Linked DNA regions of Homo sapiens: all the other regions are linked to region 1. Evidence: chromatin contacts called from ENCODE Hi-C or POLR2A ChIA-PET data. All regions are on one chromosome and are shown on one strand. The core of a region is the stretch at or near the end of the contact, and the rest is flanking DNA. Distances in the headings are between cores, read along the strand shown.

Evidence for each region. Hi-C counts contacts between places; a loop is a spot of excess contacts on that map. ChIA-PET counts read pairs that join two places held with the same protein, here RNA polymerase II (POLR2A). Pooled maps may share reads with other maps.
Region 2: a pooled map shows a loop between it and region 1 (3-fold over the local background). The contact joins the enhancer-like site here to the promoter of HIF1A-AS3 in region 1. A Hi-C loop is called at or near these places in 2 of 37 single-sample maps with no recorded cell type and 3 of 50 pooled maps.
Region 3: a pooled map shows a loop between it and region 1 (4-fold over the local background). The contact joins the promoter of WDR89 here to the promoter of HIF1A-AS3 in region 1. A Hi-C loop is called at or near these places in 1 of 168 maps with a recorded cell type or tissue (CD8-positive, alpha-beta T cell), 1 of 37 single-sample maps with no recorded cell type and 9 of 50 pooled maps. POLR2A ChIA-PET finds 5 or more read pairs at or near these places in 1 of 52 experiments (naive thymus-derived CD4-positive, alpha-beta T cell).

What each region holds. Positions count from the first base shown.
Region 1 is chr14:61,749,164-61,753,557 of GRCh38, reverse strand. It overlaps HIF1A-AS3 (HIF1A antisense RNA 3), which reads left to right and starts at 2,461. Exons shown (of 3, transcript NR_144368.1): 1 at 2,461-2,673. RefSeq lists a silencer at 2,130-2,439.
Region 2 is chr14:63,469,556-63,473,897 of GRCh38, reverse strand. The region is part of intron 2 of PPP2R5E (protein phosphatase 2 regulatory subunit B'epsilon); the gene reads left to right. Among named protein-coding and RNA genes, the nearest start is that of PPP2R5E, 72 kb to the left of the region's middle. RefSeq lists an enhancer at 2,164-2,243. Within about 2 kb of position 2,522, at least 6 of the 41 ENCODE cell types and tissues checked have a DNase peak (open chromatin) inside an H3K27ac peak, as active enhancers do.
Region 3 is chr14:63,639,407-63,643,225 of GRCh38, reverse strand. WDR89 (WD repeat domain 89) reads left to right here and starts at 1,355. Exons shown (of 3, transcript NM_080666.4): 1 at 1,355-1,422. It overlaps LOC105370532 (a long non-coding RNA gene), which reads right to left and starts at 1,165. Exons shown (of 3, transcript XR_001750790.3): 1 at 1,029-1,165. RefSeq lists enhancers at 774-1,043, 1,454-1,553, 1,108-1,767.

The DNA of each region.
Region 1 (4,394 bases), core at 1,212-3,711:
AAGACACTTTGGCATCATTATAGTCTCTTTACTTTTGTACATGTTCAAGTTTCCATAATTATAATTTAAGAAAAGCAAAGGACTGTGTCAGACTATATATGGTAGATAAGGGAGTAGTGACAAGTGACCTCTAGGGTTCTGGTTTCAGACTGAATGGTGCCATTCCTTGAGCAGGAGATGCAAGAGGAGAAGCCATTTGGAAGACAAATAAGGAGTTAATTTTTGACATGCCAAATTTGGGGCGCCTGCGGGGAGCACCCTGGGCTGGAGACGGTGATTATCAAGCTGGAGACAGTCCATGAAAAGGAAAGGTAACGGTGGCTTGGAACATCTCAAAGGGCCAATAAAAACTCTATTTAGATTTCAACTGTGTTTGCACAAGTACAGTTGAATTTGTGAATACCTCACAGAATGGGAATTAACTGCACCCTTGATAGCAGGCACCATATTCTAGAATATTTATATCACCTAGAGGTCTTAGAATAATATCTTGTACTCACTCAACACTACTCATTGATTGAATGGATCTCCCTGGAAGAGCTAGAAAATGGTTCTGTTCCCCACTTTGTTCCTCTGATCATAATTCTTCTCTAGTCTCTGACACACCTGAAATCCTCTCCACCTTGGATCATGTGTGAGTTGTTTTTGCGCATGCAGAGTGGAAGGCTTTAGGACGGATCAAAGATGAGTCAGATGGGAACCATGCTCTGAAGAAACTAAGAGTTTAGTACGAGGGATAAGACATGCAAAAATTATAAGGTTAAAAAAAGAGAAGTGAGAAAGCTAAAGAGGAAGTGATAAGGAAATTCACAGGAATGATAAATATTTGCAGTTGGGAAAACTCTAAGTAAGAGGCAAAGGCTGATGCAAAGTACCTCCCAGGCTGTATTGGCTCCTTTCTAATTTTCCGTATTTGTAGCTCACTTTCTTTAGGTTTTTGCTTTAATATTCTACCAGCAGATTAGGGAGTCAGGCAACAGTTTATGACTTCTGTCCAGCTTGTTTCTGTACGCCTATGAAAGATTTTGTCATAGCAGTTGTATGTAGAACCGTTTTTAAAAATCCATTTCAGAGGAAATAATATTATCCAGTCATATTTGGAAAGGATCTCTACATAAAACAGGGTTTTTAATGTTAATATTTCAAAGATCTTTAAAATTAGATTTTACTTCACAGAATCCTAATCTACTTGTCTGACTTTACACAGTGTTTCTCTACTTTGTAAAAAGCATGACCCTTTGTGATAAATATTACAGCCCCACCAGCCTGCTCTCTTCTATGGAAAATTGTCCATCTATAATGATTATGCATCCGTAGGACCAAAAGAATTATGGCACTCTCATTAAAGGGCACCTCCCTGATTAGACACGAACACACACACATATGATAAGTGAGGCTACAGATCAGTTTTTATTAGTAAAAAAGTATCTAAAACACCTCAACTACTTTTGAAAAGTGTACCTTTGCTTTCTATAAAATGCTATTTGAGGAAACCACAAACAATGAATTTTCCTGAAGGAAACAAATGAAAATAAAATGTAAAATGTAGTGAGCTGTGGATATGCAGAGGCGAAGTTATTTATTCTAAATACCTGGCTTTGTACTTTATAATACATTGTGCAATCTGAACATACCAATTATTACAGAGATTAAGGCTCCAAGCTTTTTCCGTACTCTATACACTCATCTCCCTTCTGTCCAACAAGATTATCTTCTCCCAAAGGATTCTCAATAGCTGGCATACAATAAAATCAAAACAGTAAAAAGCCCAAAAAACCACCCCCCACAAAACCACCAAAATAAAAACGGCACCAAGTGGGATAAAGTTTCGAGATCCTTAACTAGGCATATCTCAACGTGCTTTATTTAAAATAAACGAACTCTTTGAGTGCCTTAAGAGGAATATATTTAAATAAACATAGAACTCCTCTATTTTTGATTAGATGTCTAATTTTTTTTAAAAAAGTATTATATAACTAACCACTATCCAATCTGTTAGAACTCAACTTTTTCTATTCTACAAAGAAAAAGCTTCATACCCCAAAGCATTTGCTTGGGAATTTCGGGAGGCAGCTCTTCCGCAATACATCAAGTCCCATTCGCCCACGCCCCCCCCATCTAAAAAACAAAGTTTGGGGAAGCACTAGGCTTCCGACTTTGACAAGTCCCAGAAGACAAAGCCCAGGGCTGACCCCCCACGCCTGGCGCCGCCCGTTCGCAGGCCAGGAGCGGCCAGGGCCTCCCGCATGCGCTCCCACACGTACGCGCAGCGGGCAGCAGCCACCCCACAGCGTACACGAAAGTCGCCTTGCGCGGCTGGAGCCCTGGAGCCCACGGCCGGGGCCGCGGGCGGGGCCCGGGACTGCGGTGCTGCGCCCGAGCACGTACTGAGGCGTGGCCTGCCGCGCGCCGGGCGGGGCTCGGGAAGTTTCTCGGGTTGGCTTGGGTTTCGCATCCTCATCATGTAGCGCCAGCCACACCAGGAACAGAAGGGTGCCGGGTACCTTCCGCATGCTTGGTATTCTCCCCGCGGGGCTCTGACCGCTGCCGCTCTCAGGCACCTGTCTTTCCTCTCCGTCCCAGAATGGAGCCAAGACAAGGGAATAAACGAAATTCAATAGTACACGGAGATCGGGTGTCTGGGCAGCGTCTTGGAAAAACTATCCACTACAGGTAAGAATAAAAATTATGTCCAAACCTCTGAAAGGTGTGAACACATCAAAGCTCCAGAAGGCGTTCATAGGAAGGTTTATGGTAAAGTATAACTTTTATCCTACAGGGAGACTATTTTTGTATCGAATTCCACTAATTTCACTATTTCTCTGTAAAATAATCTGGGACGACAGGTTCATCTCTATTTAAAGGAACGAAATGTGAGCAAAGTGGTTAGTGGAAAACTTAAAAAAAAAAAAGTAAAAGTTTTTTTCTTTACATTTTTGTTGGTTCCAGCTGGCAACACGTTTGCAAAGGTTTTATTTAACCAAATCTTAATGTTGAAAAAAAGAAAAAAAGAGGATTCTTTACTCTGCAACTTGTTTTAGGTATTGCTACTTAAACATTTTGAACTTTTAGATTAAGTTTCTACAAAGCGAGTAATTTTAAGTTCATCTTTTCTGTACAGAGGCTTCTAGGAGGAAAATAAGATTTGGAATGATAATCGTGAGGTTATAAAAACTTAAACATATCTATTATGCCATTAAGTCAAAACAGCTCTGGGAAAAAATACCATACATTGATACAGTCTTTTATAGTTTGTGCTTTCCCATTCACTACCTTGTTAATTTGAGTTAATGTCTCCATAACTGGATATCTCAATCTCTAGTTCAAATTCAGAACCCACTAAATGGCACTTGAAAACACTTTTATTCATTTCTATTTATGCCCTGCCACTCCTCTTAGGACATTCCCTCAATGTTATGTGATCTCATTACTTTCAAGTGACATCGGATCCTCAGTTTTCCACACCTCCATTGCCGCCTTCTGTTTGCTATTTAAACAAACAGTTAACAATGGAGAAAAGGGTATGTTCAACTGGATTGGCTAGCACTGCAGGGTGGTTAGCTCCATGGACTTTGGAGTCACTCATGGCCACCTCAAAAGCTCCGAGCCTTAGATCACTTCTTCAAGACTATATACTGTATAGATATACTCCTCCCTTATCTGGTACTGCTATGAATGAACTATATATAGCATTTAGATCTCAAATGAAGATTTACCCAAGCTCTAAAAGTAATAGATGGCAGACCAGAAATGTAAGCTTAAGTCTCCTGACTCTAAAGTCAAACTTAGAACAAACTTGGTTTGTTTTTTAATGATACTGCATTAAAAAAATTAAAATAGCTTTATTCTTTTTCTCCTGTATTTTTATGGAATAGCTACATTTCTTTTATACTCAGAACATACATTCTCATTTTTCTGGGTTATGAGTATAAAAGAAATACAGCTGTTTCATAAAGTAAGGATTATAGTTGCCAGGGTTGGGTTATAAGCCTTGGACAAAACCATTATGAAGAAATTTGTGACGGTGCATAAAATTGGGAAGGGCCAGTTCTGCTATTCCGTAGCTTAAAGCACTCCAAGGAGCTTGTTGTCTTAGTGACTGAGCAGTGGGTAAGTACTTGCTTCCTTCCAGCTGTACTGTCCTTTAACGTGGCTTTCCCTTCTCAATGCTTTCAGAAGTCATTTTCCTGAACTCCTGGTCATTACATAATCTGCTTTTACAAATAGTTTTCAACTGAAGCTAATTTGCTATACAAGAATAATTTTTTGTTTTGTGACCTGTGAATACTAAGCAACCACTTTATTCTAAAATACCACTTCTAGTATACTACTATCTGTAACTAAATGTTGAAGCACTTTGGGTCACAGTGTTTGTGCTTAAGTATACCTGTGCC
Region 2 (4,342 bases), core at 1,273-3,772, 1.7 Mb before region 1:
TTCTCTTTACCTTTCACTATTTTCTTTTCACCTTGGCTTTTCTATTGCAATTTTTCTGACATCACTAATTAGAATTTAATGTTAAAGTCAAATGCATGTGGGTTAAAACTCCCAAGTTTCTAAAAACTTTAAGAGACTTGATTTTCTCTCTCCATGTCATCCCCTTTTCCTGTTACTCTTCTTCATTTAATAAAATCCACACCAAAACCAAATTACAATTAGCCCTGTCTCAGCCTCTTGAGTCTGATTGCATCAGACATTTCTCAGACTTCCTAGAGAGCTGTTTTGGTTGTTTCATTAGCATTTAGAGGCATTTCTTTAAAATTACGGAAGGTTTTACTCTTGTATATCTTTAGTACACTGTTAGCACTGGGAAATGTCTCAGAGCTTTACTTCTTGTTTTTGCGGGCACTTCATCATCTTGGTTCTCTGTCCCTTCCTATCCTGAGTTTTCTGCCTCATTGTTGAGTTTTCTTTAGCTTGTCTCTAGCTGCCCCATGGTTCCATTTTTAACCTTCTGTTCTTCGTTTTCCCCTTACTCAGTCATTGAGCTTATCTGTTCCTTTGATTTCAACTTTCACCTTTATGGGAAAACTCTGGAATCTCTACCGTTTAATTTATAGCCCCTTGTTTCCAGTCCTATTTCGAGTCTTTTTCTCCCTTGGAGTTACCTCACATTCTGTTGTTGCCACTACAGTTCATGAACTTCCTTGACTAACTTCTCTGTCTGATTGTTTCATTTTTACCAACAGTATCATCATTCTTCCAACCTGGAAACATTAGTAATCTTTGACTATCTTTCCTTTCTGTTATATCTAATGTAATTTAAAAAATCCCTTTGTTTCTTACCTTCTGGTATCTCAGCTTCTTTTTCTTCTATTCTTCCACGGCCATCAACTTCGTATAAGCCCTCATAACTCTTCATACTTGGTTCTGATGACATTGTTTTTGGCTAATTTGATTGCCTCCCTTCAGCCCCCGCTAAAACACTTCTCATTATGTTTGCTCCTGTCCCACATTTCTGTGTTGTCAGCCACATGAAACCCAGGTTACCCTGCAGTTTGTAAAGTCCTTTCTGGCCAGGTATGTCCTCATTCCTCCCTCTCATTTCCCACTCTTTCTAGTCACCTGTCTTCCATGCCCTAGACATGCATATCTTCTTATAATTTCTCCCATAATGTGCTCACTCTCACCTCTGTGCTGTTCTTGTCTAAAATATCTTCCACCTTTCCTTTGTTTATTCCTTGTTCTATTCATGCTTCCTTTCTGTCCCATCACTAGCTGAAAGCAATTCAACCTAACTGGCTTTCTAATTGACCTTAGGCTGTGCTGGTGATAATACAGGTTTGAACTCTCAGTTAGACTCCAAATCATATGCAAGTTCAACAAATGTCAGGTGTTCAAAACAAAATGAAACAACCAAACTTCTGTGTCATTACATTTTCCTGAACAGTAAATTAAATCCAAACAAGGTTGAAGTCTTGAAGTAAGCCAGCTTTAGTGCAAAGGAGAAGGCTGGAAGGTTAGAGAAGACTTTGAATCATCTTTTGAGAGACTTAACACTAATGTAAAGGGGTCCTTTATTTTATTTTTTTTTGAGATGGAGATTCACTCTTGTCACCCAGGCTGGAGTGAAATGGCGTGATCTCAGCTCATTTCAACCTCCGCCTCCTGGGTTCAGCCGATTCTCCTGCCTCAGCCTCCTGAGTAGCTGGGATTACAGGCGCCTGTCACCATGCCCGATTAATTTTTGTATTTTTGGTAGAGATGGGGTTTTGCCATGTTGGCCAGGTTGGCCTTGAACATCTGACTCAGGTGATCCACCTGCCTTGGCCTCCAACAGTGCTGGGATGACAGGCATGAGTCACTGTGCCCAGCCTAAGGGGGCTTTTAAATATTAACAGAAATAACAGGCCAGCTGGAGAATCTTTCTAACCCTTGGTAGTTGCATTTTGCTTGGTACAAAGAGGAGATAGATGACAGAATGCTTGTCTTCCTCAATCTATGTTAAAGAGTCTGTTAGGAAGATTAGGAAGATTAACCCTTCCAGATGGTCCCTCCAGTGTACGTTGTAGATATTAGATGAAAACAAAAATGATCAGTAGTGATAAGCCAGCTCTCATTAGTCTTTAGCAGAGGTGGGATAGTGTACAGGTGCCAGATTGTGGAGGTCTGAAGCTCAGCAGGGCCCCCTTTCCAGCTGTGTGATGGTGGGCAAGTTGCTAAATATCTTTGGGCCAATTTTTATATGTAAAAATAAGGTTGGTAATACCTACCTCACAGCATTGTAGAAAGGATTAAAGGAGTTAATACATGTAAACTCCTTATAATAGTGACTGCCACAGAGTAAGTGCTTACTAAGTTTTTACTATTATTATGTATACATGATATGACTGGGAAGGGATGACTCATTCAAGATTTTCAGAAACTATTTATTGTGAAACAGGAAATGGCTCTTTAGAATGCGTATCTTTTTCTAATACCTGACCTGTCTTCAGTGACTCTTGTTTATTTTGGGTTATTCATTCATTAATTAACAAGTGTATTTTGACATTGCTTATAGTCAAGATCCTGAAAGAGTGTATTGTCTGTAGGAGATCATGATATTTTCAATAGAGGATAGATTCTGAAAACTTGTGAGAGTTGTATGAATGAGGTTCTTCTGGCCCATCTGGGTCTATGAACAATCTATACATAAGACATCTGGTTTTATCAGAAATTTGAAACTTACGCATTTTTATGTGTACTCTCCATTCTCAAAGAGAGCCTGGTGCGTGTTTTTGCAGATTTATGTAATATGAGAGTTTCTGGAATCTAGATGAATGTCATTCAGAGTGGTCTCTCTTGAACTTGCCCCACTTGGCTTTTTTCAAAGAAATGTTGTCATCTGCATGCTATGCTTGCTTTGGACTTCAGGGTGGGGTAAAAAATGGCTCAGAAGCTATTGCTTGGTCACCTTTGTAATATCAGGGTGCATTAATGGTACAAGCAAGCAATGTAGATTGTCAAAATTTCAGAATTAGACATTTTATCTTTTTATTAGGATGCTGTAATTTTTTTTTTTTTTTTGTAGAGACGGAGGTCTTTCTGTGTTGATCTTCCCACCTCAACCTCCAAAAGTGTTGGGATTATAGGTGTGAGCCATTGTGCTCAGCCACGTTTTTTTTTTTTTTTAATCTGTTGATAAAGGCTTGTTTTTATGATCCTGTGAAAGTAGATTAGGTGTCAATAGAGTCTTCAGATAATTTGCTTGTTTTATGCTGGAAATTCCTATTAAAATTATGCAATTGGATGAAGCCATTTTGTTATTGTCACTATGAAGTATTTTTTAATAATATAAATATGTTCTTCCTAGAGATAACCCCTTAACCCTTTAGTAGACAGGATAATCAATCACCACATTATCAGAGGGCAAGTCGGTTTTTTTTTTTTTTTAAACTTATGGAAAGGTTATGAGTGCAGAGTGTGATTGTGGAATACTGTGTGCCTTGGGGTTGGAACTGGGCTATAAGTAGGGAGGTAGGAGGCTGGATGCAGGGGCTCACACTTGTAATCCCAGCACTTTGGGAGGTCCAGGCGGCAAGGATCCCTTGAGCCTAGGAGTTCAAGACCACCCTGGGTAACATAGTGAAGCACTGTCTTTACAAAAACTACAAAAATTAGCTAGGTGTGGTGGTGCATGCCTGTAATCCCAGCCACTTGGGAGGCTGAAATGGGAGGATTGCTTCAGCCAGGGAGGTCGAGGCTACAGTGTGCTGTGACTGTGCCACTGCACTCTAGCGTGGGTGACAGAGTGAGACCTTGTCTCAAAAAAAGTGGGGGGTGTGGGGAGGTAGGAGATGAGGAGGACAAAAATCATTGTTTATTCTTTATAATCCTACTGCCACATTTATCTGTCCAAATAAATGGAGAGGAGGAAGTATTTCATTTTGGTGTAAAATTATCCCTTCTGGTTCTTTGTAGTGAAGTTGTTTTTACACGTTAGCCATTGACCCAGAATAATAAAACTGAATATCTTGCAGCCTTGGTTCTCTTACAGGTAAAATGGGAATATTAACATGTATTAGGCAGGAATTTTGTAAGATTTTAATGGGAGGATATAATGAAGGACCTAAGCTGGAGGTCCATTTCCTTGTCAGGTGCTTTTTTCTTTTCTGTCTCTCAACTTGGTCCATGAAATTCAGATACTTTACTTGATTTTTTTGAAACGGAGTCTTGCTCTGTCGCCCAGGCTGGAGTGCAGTGGCACGATCTCGGCTCACTGCCAGCTCCGCCTCCCGGGTTCACGCCATTCTCCTGCCTCAGCCTCCTGAGTAGCTGGGACTACAGGCGCTCGCCACCA
Region 3 (3,819 bases), core at 106-2,605, 1.9 Mb before region 1:
TGTAAAATAGGAAAAAAATATTAAAATTTTTCGAAAGCGAAAAGTCTACTCAGCAAGTTTTTGGTATTTATTAATGGTTTTACTTTTGCTAGACACAAAAATGAAATACCGCTAAATTAGCTCACAGAAGAGTTCAGGATTCTATAGACTCAGGAAAAGCCTGTCCTAAAACTGTTTTAATAAAGGCTGAAAATAGACACTATAATACAGTCTTTAATAATATACAATGTGTATTCCTCCTGATGGTGGTCTTGCTTGACATTTTAAGCATAGCCCTATTTTCCTGTGAAGATAGCAGCCAGTTCTGCTTCATGTCATAACAACACTTGATTCATGTAAGCAGCTGCTACCTATGCCATCACAGTACACATAATTGCTAAATGTAGGGTTCAAATAATCGTAAATGGACACTAATATGAAAATCAGACTGTTTTGTTGTAACAGCAAAAGTTTTAGAAACAAATAATTTTAGTATCTACTTAGTACAGTAAGCATGAACATATAGTATACAGCTAGGCACAGCAGTAAATTGTTGGAAACACTAACATTTATTGTTTACGAACATACATGCAGTGTTTACACATTTCTTAAATGTTGTCTTTAATGCTGCTGATAAACGAAAGGATAAAAAGTCCAACAAACCACAATAAATGTCAATGGGTGTTATTAACAACATGAAAGAACTCAGTAGCAACAACCACATTTAAAGCTACAGGACTCGAAAGTTCCGGACTACAAATCCCAGAGTTCCCTAGAGCCCAGGCGGAGCTACCTTCAAACTGATCGCTTTTTCACCCAATGACAGCCAGAGAATCCCTAAACCACATTCAGCCCGGCCTGAAGGGCTGGTTTCTTCGCGTGAAAACAATAAGGTATTACGTAGACTTTCTGAACACGAGTGGTAGTTTCAGGGCCTGAGTCTAACTACTAAATTATTTCTCCCCGCATTAGTCTCCTAGTCATCTTAATAACTCTCTACCCAACTCTGGCTCGGTGGAAACTCGGAACGTCTAAATGCTGAAACTCACGTAAATCAGTACCAGCGGATGCATCCAGTCAGCCACGAGGAAGGCGGAATCCGCCTTATTCTTGCCCTTTATTGGCCACGCATCCCACCAATGGGGCCATTAAACTTCCGCTAACGCAGCGTACGGCGTGGTGGTGTGAGCGTTGTACGTACGCTGGGTCTACGAAGGGGCAGGCGTTCTGCTTTCGTCCAATCGGAAGCTAGCAAGAATTCCCCGGGCCGCTATGCCCCACTTCTTTCGCGTCGCGTTACGGGCCGCCTCTCTGCAGCCGACCAATCCTCTTGATTTTCTTGTGCGCATTACCCAATCAGAGAGGTCGAGGCGGGGTTCCACTTGACCGCTCTAAGCCGCCGCGCAGCCTGCGTTTTCTCCGGTACAGGTTGAGGCTACTAAGGTACATTTTGCTGGGCCAGGCTGGGCGGGTCCCCGGGATGGGCAGCCCTCTCGACGAGCGGCGACGCCGTGGTTGAGTCTAGAAAGCTAGAGTTGCTGGACAGCTATCGCGGGAGCGCGGAGGGAAGTGGGAGGTCTGGACGGAGTGTGCACGTGTTGGCAGTCTCGCTCCGCCGTCGGAGCCACCAGGTCAAACCTGTGCTGGCCCTGGCCAAAGAAACTTCTGCGGGTCAGGCTGCTGTTGCCGGTGCAGTTCCCAGTACTTCCTCTGGGGCGTTTTTCAATAAAAGCCAAACGCCCTTGCTCATTTTCAGGGAAAGACCTGTTTCCTCCTGCTCTTTCCTCTCCACGGATACTCTCCCCACCACTAAAAGGGTTTAGTATAATCCTTTTGTAGGCCAGAAAGCAGATTTTCACTTGGGAAGAGACGACCCGTAGTATGGGATGTGGTATGATACCAGCAACTGGTCTATTATATCATTTAAACCACATGGCTATCTAAAGAGGTAGGTACTGTGAGTGTTCTCATTTTCACGCGAAGCAGTGTTAGACATTACTCATTCTTGTGTTTTCTTTAGCTTGTCTCTGACAAATTGTGGCATTCAGCTTCCATGGATGTAAAATTAAAAGATGGTATAATTTGTAAAATGTTGCTCCTGTTTTCTTTTTTGTTTTTCTTTTTCTTTTTCTTTTTTTTTTTTTTTTTTGAGATGGAGTCTCAGGCTGTCGCGCAGGCTGGAGTGCAGTGGGGCGATCTCGGCTTACTGCAACCTCCGCCCCCCGGGTTCAAGCGATTCTCCAGCCTCAGCCTCCCGAGTAGCCGGGATTATAGGCGCCTGGCACCACGCCCGGCTAATTTTTGTATTTTTAGTAGAGACGGGATTTCACCATACTGGTCAGGCCGGTCTCGAACTCCTGACTTCAGGTGATCCACTCGCCTCTGCCTCCCAAAGTGCTGGGATTACAGGCGTGAGCCACCGTGCCCGGCCGTTTTCTTTATTAATTTGAAATTATTTAAAGTCAATAAAAGCCTGGGCGCGGTGGCTCACGCCAGTAATCCCAGCACTTTGGGAGGCCGAGGCGGGCGGATCACGAGGTCAGGAGTTCGAGACCAGCCTGGTCAACATGGTGAAACCCCCGTCTCTACTACGAATGCAAAAATGTGGCGGGCGCCTGTAGTCCCAGCTACTCGGGAGGCTGAGGCAGGAGAATCGCTTGAACCCGGGAGGCAGAGGTTGCAGTGAGCCAAGATCGTGCTACTGTACTCCAGCCTGGGCGACAGAGTGAGACAACGTCTCAAAAAAGAGAAAAAAAAAAGTCAATAAAACACACCTAGAAGTGAATTAATCGATTGTTACCAAGGTAAAATGATCTAGAGGAAAGACATCGCAGTAGGCACCAGTTACTGACCTTTGACTGGACAAGTCAGCATCAGCTTTTTCACCTGTATAATTGAAATAAATACCAAACTTGACTACTTAGAGTTCTGAGGATTAAATAATTTAATAGATACAAAATATGTTACCGATGAAAGCCACGTGACTGTTTCTGCTTTTCAAATTCTTTCTTGTGGAGCCTGGACTGCACTGCAACCTATGGCCGAGTAAAACAGTGGTAACTTGCAGTCAAGTACCATTTAAGTGAGAAATCCTCTGAAACGTCTATGGACTGCTTATCTCCTTGTTCAGTATTCAGGAATACTTTCCTGTGAATGCAGCTATGTTACTTACCTGGTTTGTATTCTTACCTTAGATTGTTGTAGCTATTGTAAAGCAAAAGTAAGATCAAGCCCATGTAACTACTTTTTGGGTTCTTTTCTCTCACTTTGTAAATACAGGGTGTTTTTCCAGACGGGAGTGCGGTGGCACAGTCTTAGCTCACTGCAGCCTCGAACTTCTGAGCTCAAGTGATCCTCCTGCCTCAGCCTCCCAAGTGGCAGGGATTACACACGAGCCACTGTGCCAAACCCGTGAAGTTTTTGAGTTGTACTTTTGTACTAAAGTCATGACTACTTTTTCTGCAACTGACACTATGAGCTGCAAATACGACTGAAGATGCTACTGCTTTTTTACTTTTTCCCTATGTGCTTTAAAGAACTACATTTTCAGTGATTTCCATGTGTTTAAGATATTTTCATTTACTTGGTAGAAAATACAAGAGAATTTTGATAAATCTGAACTGGAATGGTCTTTATGTTAATTCTGTTCAATATTTTAGGGCAGATTATGTACAGATTATCGCCAAACTGTCAAAAGGGTGTATTTTGTTCATATAGCTACTGTAACAAATTACAACAGATTTAGTGACTTCGAATAACACACATTTATTCTTTCTGCCTTTGTTTCTTTCTTTTTTTTTTTTCCTTTGGTGAAAAGTACACACTTAAGAAAGGGGAGTG